2 separate regions of the Mus musculus genome follow, and region 2 is linked to region 1. Evidence: chromatin loops called from intact Hi-C (ENCODE). Cell type or tissue: left cerebral cortex. All regions are shown on one strand. Each heading gives the region's core, and the rest is flanking DNA. Links, peaks and the distances in the headings are about the cores only. Region 1 overlaps Pigg (phosphatidylinositol glycan anchor biosynthesis, class G). Region 2 overlaps Gak (cyclin G associated kinase).

Region 1 (5,381 bases), core at 227-5,226:
AGCAACTAAAATTAATTTTCCCTTGGGTCATTTTGTTGTTGCTCTTGTGTGAGCAGCAGGTTAGGATGGGTTGGGCTAATTCGAGTGGACTTTCCTATCCCTGGGCGTCCCTGTTCACCCTTGATCTTCTTTTTCAGGTTCTCGCCCTGTTCCTCCTTAGCACTCCACATGTGCTGTGCAGAAAGGCTGAGCTGGATGTTCCTCTGTTGTCGCCTGTGTTTTCGCTGCTCTTTTACTTGGTGTTTTTGGTTCTTTCGGCCATTCATGTCCTGGTGTGCACCTCATCTGAGAGCTCGTGCTACCTCTGTAGCCTCTCGTGGCTGGCAGTGGGGGCTGTGATGCTACTTGTGTCTGCGCTGTTCTGTGCAATTTTGTCTGCTCTTATCAGGATGGTCATTGACAGCACTCTGCTGAAGAAGGTATATGATGTGGTCCTTGTGGGTGGGCTTTTGTTTTGTTTTGCTAGCTAATCTTTCACTAATACAAATTGGTTGAAAATCTTGTATGTACCAGCATTGCAGTGCTGCAGTGCTTTGAAAGACCAAACATCATATAGACTGCAGGAGAAAGACCTAAGCATATCTCCCCAGGCTTCTGTGCATCGTTGTCTATAATATTCTGTTGTGTAGTCAGGTCATATGCTTTTACTCTCAGCTGGAAAGAGCTGGACTGGACCAGAGGTGATAATGGGGCTTCTGGATGTAGAAGACAGAGAGCATGTGTAAACTCAGAATCTCTGGGTTTCAAATGATGGACAGTGAACAGGTGGCCATTCAAGAGGCTCCCGGGGAAGTTTGATCCCTTGTTGATCTGTTGTGCCTTACCAAGCTTTCTTTTCAAGGCTTACATTTTTCTATGAACTTCTTGGTCTCTGGCAACCTTTGCTTATTAGGCAGGTGATGTGTGAAGTGATGTGTGATGGAGCAGTGTGAAGGAGCTGTGTGGTTGTATTAGAGCCCACAGTATCTAGGCCCTGGGATTGAGGAAGCCTGAGCAGTGGCTTTGGCTCCACCCAGAATACCTTGTCCTTCTGCTCCCTTTCCTATCACAGGGCCTTCGAGGATCCCCTGTTGTGTGTCTGGGTCTAGGCACAGTCTCTTTAGGAACTTTCTGGGTTAGTAGTGCTTCTCTGTGTACATTGCTATACATAGCTAACAGTTACCAGAACGATAAGTGACAAGAACGTCTTCATATTAAACTTGTGTGTGTGTTTGTATACCCCATAGTGCACATGTGGAGGTCAGAGGACAACTTGTGAGACTCAGTTCTCTTCTACCTTTTGTGTCCTGAGAATAGGACTCAGATCATCAAGTTTGGCAGCAAATGCCTATACCTGCCAAGCTATCTCATCAGCCCTTGAACTGTTTTTTTTTTTGGTTTTTTCATAAAGAACAACATTTACTTGGGGCTGGCTTACAGGTTCAGAGGGTCAGTCCATTATCAGCAAGCATAGGGAGCGTCCAGGCAGGCATGGCGCAGGAGGAGCTGAGAGTTCTACATCGTCATCTGAAGGCTGCTAGTGGAAGACTCACTTACAGGCTGCTAGGGTGAGGGTCTTAAGCCACACCCTCAGTGCCATGCCTATTCCAACAAGGCCATACCTCCTAATAGTGCTACTCCCTGGGCCAAGCATATACAAACCATCACATTCTACTCCCTTGCCCCCATAGGCTTGTTCAAACACATGAGTCTATAGGGGCCATATCTAACCATAGCATAATAAAACGTACATTTAGTACAACTTTCAAAGTTCCCATTGTCTATAGCAGTCTCGACAATGTTAAAAGTCCAAAGTTCAAATTCTCTTCTGAGATTTATCTAATCACTCAACTATAATCTCCTAAGCTAGACAGGAAGCCAGCTGGGCAAGCTCCAAACATCTCCATGGCTGATGTCAAAGTGGTCTTCAGGTCTCCACTCCTTTTTCATTTTTGTTGACTGCAACAAACTGCTTTCTGCTGGGCTGGTTCCACTCCCTATTAACAACTTTCCACAGCAGATAGCCCATGGCTCTGGATTCTCAAACATCTTGGGGTCTCCAGGACAACTTCAATGTTAAAGTTTCTTGTTTCAATGTCTGGGATCCACACATGATCTGGGGGGCTGGTGTCACTGCCCCAGGTCTGCCCTCTGTAGCACTCTAAGCTCAGGTCGATCCACTTCACTGCTGCTGCTGTTCTTGGTGATCATCCCATGGTACTGGCATCTCCAATATGCTGGATTCTTCTGCTGCAACTAGGCTTCACCAATAGCTTTTCATAGACGCTCTTCATGGTGTCAAGCCTCAGATCCTTTGCATGACTCCTTCAGCCCTGGGCCATTAACTGCAACTGAGGTTGCACCTTCACCAATGGTCTTCCATGGCCTCTCACAGTGCCAGGCCTCAGCTGCTCTTTATGACCCCTTCATGCCTTCCAAACCAGTACCACCTGGGTAACTCTTACACATTACCAAGTACAGCTGCAGCATGAGGTACAACCATGGCTATCTCTGGAACACAGCTTCTTTGTGCTCCCAGAAATCACTTCCCACAAGATTTCACCTCAGTGATGCTGATCTCTTCTTAATCACCGCCAATTTCTTAGCTCCAGCTAACCAGCATCAATTGTCCCAATAGTCTCCTTCTCCTCTTGACAATAAAGCCAGAGCCAAATGACCAAAGCTGCTGAGTTCTGCTTCCTGGGGCTGGAACTTGGCTCCTTTGTTTTATGACATTATCAGCAGCTTTCTGTTTTCAAACTCTTCACTGCCTAAGCTTAGCTGTCTTGGAACTTGTTCTGTAGACCCCCTTGAGCTGTTTTTAAGTTACTAATTTGGGTTGCTTATTTCTTTATTACTGTGACAAAATATCTGATATCAATAATTTAAGGGAGGAAAGATTGACTTTAGCTCACAGTTTAGATGTAAAGTGTCAGTCCAAGTCTGGTTGGTTCCATTACTATGGGCCTGTGTTAAGGCAGAAACATCTCAGTGGAAAAAAGGCTTAGCTGTAAAAAGCTGCTTACTCGTCAGCTGATAAGCAGTGAGAAGAAAGAGGAGAGAATGGGAGTGGAGAGTTGTACCTTCTTAGTCTAGTCACCTCTCAGTAGTAGGGGCCAAGCTCATGACATATGGATTTTCCCCCTTTGTGGGAGAAGAAATATTTCATATCTAAATGATAACGTGATTTAAGAGACAGTGTCCTGTTGCCATCACTTTGTAGTGGCAGCTGTGCAGTCCTGGGGAAATTGATGTCATGCTGGGAATGTGACAGTTGGGTGGGATCTTCTGGGTAATTCTTTGGGACTTAGATCTATGGGTGAGGACACCTGACTAACATGTTATGTCCATGTCCTCCTGGTTAGCAAAAGAACATCTTGACCTCCTCTAGGCTGTGCTGCAGGAAGAGGGACCATGCTTCCAATGCAAGAGGTTCCCTCCACAGTAGGCAGTTTGGATGGGAAGACAGCAAGTGTCTATCAGGAGGCCTTTTCACTGTGGGCAAAGGATATTCTACATGTAGGGTGATATACATAATGTTCACGTTATCGCTCACACACTGCATTTCCTTCTGGCAGAATGCAGCTGATGCCAGCTCAGGGTGGTCAGAGGTGAACCTCCTTCTTCTTCTGGGCACAGTGGGCCATGTTCTGAGCCTGGGAGCCAGCAGCTTCGTGGAGGAAGAGCACCAGACGTGGTATTTTCTTATTAATACTCTGTGCCTGGCTCTGAGCCAGGAAACCTGTAGGAGTTACTTTCTGGGAGATGAATGTGAACCCCAGCGTCACTCCCATGTGGAACAACAATGTGTGAATCTCCTTGCCTGTCCTCTGCAGGACAGCACAAGCTACAATACCCCTGAGTCTGGCACGGCAGGTAAACGGGTCTCCCTTCTGGAAGCACAAGGAAGCTGCAAATGGTGGACAGTGCTGGCAAGTCCATGGCTGGTGCTGCTCTGCTGTCGGCTGCTGCGGTCCTTGAACCAGACAGGGGTGCAGGGAGCGCATCGCCCCGACTTTAGCCACTGGCTTACCAGGTGAGCATGACCCATGGGCTGGAACCCTTTGCAACTGAATAGTTACATAGTCTTTTTCTACATTTCGTCCTTTTAAAAATATATATTAAGATTAAGATAATACTGGAGATCTTAAAAAACAAAGAAAATATACCCCATAAAGGTAAATAGAGACTAACTTAATATATTTGATTTATTAATGCTGAATCAGACTAATTGTTAATGATGAGTTTTAAAATGATCATTGTAAAGATGTAACTCTGGGATCAAGTCCATGGTGGCTTTTTGCACACTGCTGCCCGATGACAAGAGGACAAGGTCAGTAGGCAAAAGGTTCTAGTCTCTGGAGCACCTTTGCCTTCGGATTCTCCTTTCTTTTCACGCATCCTTAGAGGGAGAAGTGTATAGCAGATCCCTCAACATCTCCTGAGCCTTCTACTGAGGCTACAGAGGCAGAGAGAGATGTAGATGGGGGTAGATGGAGAGGGTTTGAAGAGGAGCTTGAAGTAAATGGAAGAAACTGAGTCTGACAAAGTCAAGACCAGGCTGTTTTAACTGTCTGACAACAAAGACTCCAGCTAAAGTAAACGAACAGCAAAATAAGACTGTTGAGAGGAACACACAGCTGCAGAGCTGTATAAAATCTCAGTGCAGAGGGTGAGAAGGACACCTGATAGCTAGTGCTTGGGAAAGTTCAGGTTGATAGTGTGTTGTGAATTTGTACCTGTATAGTGCAGAAACAAAAACAAATGATATTGCCCAGACCTTACAAGTGTGCAGACCTGGAAGTGTGCATCAAAAAAAGAGTCTGGTTTCTCCAACCAAGAGGTTTTCGTGGAGAATTCCACCAAGTATTAACTAGCTTTTCAAACTCTCCTAATCCCACAATCACAACTGGCATCTTTGAAGTTCCTGCCATGAACTTGCACAACAGCTCTGGGAAAACATCTCTATATGCTCCCCACCTTGGAGTTCAGGAAACAAAGAGGGAACAAGGCTTGCTGATAAACCGTATCTCCTCAGCCCAGGCATAAAGTGCTTGATGTGTTAAGGAGTTCCAGGTCCTAGAAAAACATAGTAGTGGGCATGTGTTATTTCTCTGAAAATGTGAAGCATTTGGTGCCCTGCATGCCTTCTCACGTGTGCTGCCTCCTGCACCTAAGACGTCTTCTTCTTGAATTGCTGGGCCATTCCTATCAGCTGTAAAAGGCCATTTTATAACTCCCATTAGTCGCCCACTTCAAAGCTGTCTTAGTTAAATATCACTTCTCTATGGTGGTATTCAGCATTCCAGAGGGATGCCTAGGATGTACTAGCATAGCAGAGACTTCCAGAGTGAGGCCTATAGTTTTAAATCAAATTATCTCTTCCCATCCTGAAACAGTCC
Region 2 (5,381 bases), core at 233-5,232, 250 kb after region 1:
GCAGGTTCCACATAGCAGACCTGTAGCCTGACCAGAGGCCCTAGGCCCCACCCCTCACCTCCAAGTAGACACACACTACAGGCACTTGATTGGTTTAAATCAGGTACACTGAAATCTTAAATAAATTTTTATAAAAATATGTACACCTTGACAAAAATACCAACTATTAGGTAATCATAAATCTAAGACTTCCAGGATTTAACCATTATAAGCTAGAAACAAGGCTTGCTGAAGGCTCGGGGAGGCAACCTGGGCTGTGAGAAGAGGGATAGGCAGGGAGTAGAAAGAGGGGAGGCCATGCGGTCTTCAGACACCAGAGGAATGTGGGGAGCAGAGGAGGCTGGGCTAGGCCACCCTGCAGGCAGCAACTTTAGCCATTTTAGGAACTGTCCCCATGTGGTAGTTCCACACTGCTCCAAGAAATCCTCCCTTCTAAACACTCAGAGTCAAAACCATACTCATTTGCCACCCAATAACTTTTACATTATACTAAGTTTTGTACCTATCAACACCACTGCCAACAAAATCTAAGAAACACATATAGCAACGGTGATCCACTTTCAGGGTCTCCCGGGTGTCAAGGGAGGCCACATACTCTTGGTCCTAAGGGAGCCTCTGAATCGGTGTGATTCTGTAGTTACCAATTACCACTGTGTAAGGAAAGCTGGGGAGAGCAAAGTGGTTATGTGGGTGGCAAAGCAATGGTTCGCTTCATTTACTATTATAAAAAAGCATGCAGATGAGCCCGCAATGTTTTAGACCCCTACTTTACTACTTCGTGCCTAGGATGCAACCCTCTGCACACTGGAGAGCACAGCACAGGGCAGGGCAAGATGGCTCTGTGACAGGGTTTCCCTCCATATGTATCTTTCCACTGGGATATAACTTAATAACTACAGCAGCTAGGCTTATACGCAGCTGATGGCTACAGGGAGGAGAGGCTGAAACTTGCCATCAATGAGGATGGAAGAACAAGACAGGAGAGCCCACGGAGAGTGTTCTGTACACTTGGCAAGCTCAGCCTCTAAGACAGGTTGATGAGTTCTGGGGACAGGTCATTTCTTACTTCCCTGCCCAACTGACCTTGAGACTGCCCAGCCTAGCCGGCAGGGCAGTGAGGGCACAATGAGGGTGTGTGAGCAGGGGGGAGGGAGCTGGGTTTCAAGTCACAGGGCTTCAGAGGCCCTGGAAGCTAGATGACTAGATACTGGTATGTCTAGATACTGGTATGTCTAGATACTGGTATGTCTAGATACTGGTATGTCTAGATACTGGTATGTCTAGATACTGGTATGTCCAGGCTCCAATGGGGAGTGAAGGGGACTCTCGCACAGGTAGTATCTTGTAAACAAACTTCTGATTTGCGTCATGACTGTAGCATAGTATGATGAAATCCCCCTTGGACCCTCATTCAGTCACAGGATACCTTCAGATCTCCTGTGTATCCCACGGCCAGACTGACTCACTCAGGCTCATCTGATGGTGGTGTTCCCAATTCTTTTCTACCACTACAGTCCAGCCGCTCTGTAGAGCAATCCTGCTGCACATGTATGTATGCTTCTCTTGTCAATGCTCTTGCCTTACTGCAGGCTTATATAGCCAGTATACTCAAATAAAACAAATTTCTGTGGTCTGAAGTATCCCCCAAACGTAAGCAACAGTGGACACTTCAAAAAAAGAGAAATCAGGGCTGGTGAGATGGCTCAGTGGTTAAGAGCACTGACTGCTCTACCGAAGGTCCGGAGTTCAAATCCCAGCAACCACATGGTGGCTCACAACCATCCGTAAAAAGATATGACTCTCTCTTCTGGTGTGTCTGAAGACAGCTACAGTGTACTTACATATAATAAATAAATAAATTTAAAAAAAAAAAAAGAGAAATCAGGTTTTTTTTTCAGTTACTGAGGTTTGAAAAACTGAAGTTATTGTATAAAAGTTCTATATAATGATTTGCTTACTTGTTCTGCTTGCCAAAAAAAAAAAAAAAAAAAAAAAAAGAAAAAGAAAAAGAAAAGGAAAAAGAAAAAAGAAATGACATCAACTGTAATTTATCCATTCTGTGATTGGGTATCCACAAATATATGGATGGTCTGCTGCTGCCTCACTGGCCCTTCAGTACACTACACCTCTACACTGCCATCTCTCAAAGCATTTCACCTTGTCACTGATAGTAATAGATCTTTAGCCTACATTTGTGTGGTGGGTTCCATCACTTTTAACCTTTTTAAGTCTTCACATATATACTTCTAAAACTTGGCTCCTGTAAACTACACACATTTGAGGTCTAATTTTTTAGCTGGGTTGTTTACTTAACAACTCCAATATTTTGTATATCTGGAGTCAGACCAACACACTAGGGATGAACCTGTTGCTGTATTGCTTGTCTTCCTTCCATCTCTTTTAGTTCTGTTTCTTCCTTTCTTCATTCTGATCTTACCTATATTAAATTATATTTTGTGTTCCACACTTCATCTCCTCTATCTTTATTAAGCTCATTATTGCTTCCTGTGGAATCATAACATACTTCCTTGACTTGCAATTATCACATTGCTGACTTTTGAGCCTCAGAGATCATTTCATAGCTTGACTCTTTGGTGCTGCTGTTAGGTATTTTACTACAAACAAATCTCGTTCTTTCTTTTTCCCTCCCCACCCCCTTTTATATTAGATAGGATCTTTCTACACAATCCGAACTGTATTGGAACTTGCTATGTAAACCAAGTTGGCCTTGAACTCACACAAATCTGACTACTTCTGCCACCCAAATGCTGAGACTTAAAGGTGTGCACCACCATTTCCAGTTCCAAACAAATCTTAAATCCAATGCTAATGAGTGATTTCCGATGTGTTAGGTAGTGAACACACACCTAATTTTTACTCACTACAGTGAGCATCCCAATTTTCCTCATGTCTTATAGCTAGTTTCAGGCTTGCTTCTAGTTTGTTCTGTCTGCCCTTTGGTACTAAACTGCCTCTGTTTCCCTGAACACATCTGCTAAACTAATCACACCATACAAGGTCACTTTCCCTAGATACAGAATCTTTATATTTCCATCACTCCTAAGATGATACTGCCCTGACTCCTGGCTCCTAGCTCTTCAGTTCATTGACAGATGTTAGCCTTGCCACTATGACAATCATGGCATCTCCCTACCAGGTGCTTTCAGCAATTTAACCATGTTCTGAGGCAAGGGTTTCTCTTTTTGTTATTTGCAAACACTGTGCGGTATGTACAGCCCTGACACCTCATTGGCAGATGTCGGCTATTTTTCCTGGAGCTGAATCTGCTCTTCTCCTTTGCCTTCAGACCTGACATTTATCTGTCTTTTCAGATCCAGTCTTTCTTCACCTCCTCTGTGCTCAGTCTAAAGAATATATTCTTTACAATAAACTGTGACTGTTCTGCTGCCAAGACAATTCCCACATTCTTCACGTCAGCTGTGTTTTCAGTTTAGAAATCATATCTGCCTTGTCTCCACATTCTAGGTCTGCTGAAATGCTCCATTTTCACCTCTGATTTCTTTTTTAAAATTTATTATATTTTAATATATTTAATTTATTTGTGTGTGTGTGCATGCACACAAGAGTTACAACCTGAATTAAGAAATCAGAGAATAACCTGCACAGGCTTGGTTTTTCCTTCCACCCTATTGGTGCCTATAATCAAACTCAAGTCATCAGGCTTCGTAACAAGCACCTTTATTTTCAGAGCCATCTTGCTGGCCCTCTCTTTGACTTCCTGAATATACTGTCTTGATCCATTTTCTGTTGCTGTAATAATATCATAGCTGATTCAGAGGAAATAAAGGCGTATGCTTTTCATGGTTCTGAAGGCTGAGAGGTCGGAGACTGGGGCTGTATCTGGTGAAGGCTTCTTGACTGGCAGAAGCACTGTAGGGTCCTAGTTGGCTCTGAGCCTCATATGGCCAGATACAGTGTCCTATCCCAGGCTTCTTCCTCTTATATAAACTACAGTCCTATGTTCATGGCCTCATTTAATCTTAAGAGCCTTCCAAAAGCAAGACCCAGACACCATAGTCAGATAAAGTCAGCAGGCCTCTTAATAACTCTCAATGGGAATTAAATTCCAGCATGAACTTGGTGGAGGCATTCAAACTACTGCAATACTAATCAGAACTATTAAAAAATTTTGTTTATTAACTCTAATACCTGAATCATATAACTTCTGCCTCCATTTTCTTGGTCTTCAATCATTTTGTCTTTTTCAAAACAAAACAAAACAAAACAAAACAAAACAAACAAAACACTGACCATGCTTCTGTGACGGTTGAAACTACAGAAATTACTGTCTGCAAGAAAAAGAATGAGGCACCTGCAATCTCAGCACATATAAAACTGAGGCTGGAGGATCAACATGCCTGGGTAACATAGTTGGTATGAGTCTAAGCTACAGAGTAAGAGACCTTGTGTCAAACAAATAAAGAGTAAGGTATTACTATCAAAAAGATACAAATGCAAGAGATTAGCAAACACCATATATACACCTACATAGTCTCCTGGAGTTGTGACCTGTGGCATGCTCTGTCTAGTGCTTCCACTGGGGGAATGCAAAGAACAAGAACACAACACGGCAGGGGGCATAGCCCTGGTAACTCTCTGCTCATGCCTGGAACCCTCATTTCCTTTTACCCAGGGCTGATGAATGTGCTTGATGATGAGGAGAGTCCACCAGCAAGACCCACACAGGTGAATCTGAAAATAGATCATGATGCTTATAGGCGATACCAACAACCTTGAAGTGGTCAGTGATGCCAGCTGTTTACCACAAGCTAGAGCCTATTGCTAGAACCCAATATACAGATTACTATCCCACAAGTCCTGTCACCTAAGGAGTCATTCTTCTGTAGTGTCCTCTCCTATGTTTGTCTATAAAAGCAGACTAAGTTTCTAGAAGGTAGGACCAGAACATTATTTCCCAACACTGTACTGAGCAAAGAAACAAATATAGAGTAAACTTTGCTACACCACTGGTTGGTTATACCACATCCAGACTTAACTGGCTAAATTCTAAAAAATAATAAAAAAAAAAATGCATAAGGTCAGTCCAAAGGCATCATGTACCAAGTGGAAGATAACTTGGGTCCTTCGTAAACTGTGAGGGACAGGAAACACACACAGGCTCAGGGCCCAGGTTCAGCTTTACAATCAGCATCACGTGGTAGGTCTCTCACTTGCTAGCCTTTTTTTTTTTTTTTGACTGACCCATATGCATGTGTTCAGCTAGTGGTTCTGGGTACCTGTCCCTCTCCAACAGCAGCACAGTGCAACACCAACATACTTTGCAAATTTCACAGTGGTTGCGTTTCGAGGCACGAACCCAGTGTGGAACTGGATCTGGAACATTTTCATGGACGCCATCT

What was found. A loop is a pair of places that touch in the nucleus more often than their neighbours do. Peaks named below come from ENCODE experiments on the same cell type or tissue, not always from the same donor. Only the 100,000 strongest peaks of a DNase experiment are listed, where the experiment ranks them.
Region 2: it touches region 1 in a loop (2.2-fold over the local background); 2 of 42 quality-filtered maps call a loop at or near these places.

The regions. Positions count from the first base shown.
Region 1 is chr5:108,332,547-108,337,927 of GRCm38, forward strand. It overlaps Pigg (phosphatidylinositol glycan anchor biosynthesis, class G), which reads left to right. Exons shown (of 13, transcript NM_001310689.2): 8 at 138-419; 9 at 3,558-4,015. Among named protein-coding and RNA genes, the nearest start is that of 9330198I05Rik, 20 kb to the right of the region's middle. In left cerebral cortex, for the core only: no CTCF peak of the experiment used is centred there; no DNase peak of the experiment used is centred there.
Region 2 is chr5:108,585,846-108,591,226 of GRCm38, forward strand. It overlaps Gak (cyclin G associated kinase), which reads right to left. Exons shown (of 28, transcript NM_153569.2): 18 at 5,300-5,379. Among named protein-coding and RNA genes, the nearest start is that of Cplx1, 39 kb to the left of the region's middle. In left cerebral cortex, for the core only: no CTCF peak of the experiment used is centred there; a DNase peak (open chromatin) is centred at 3,341.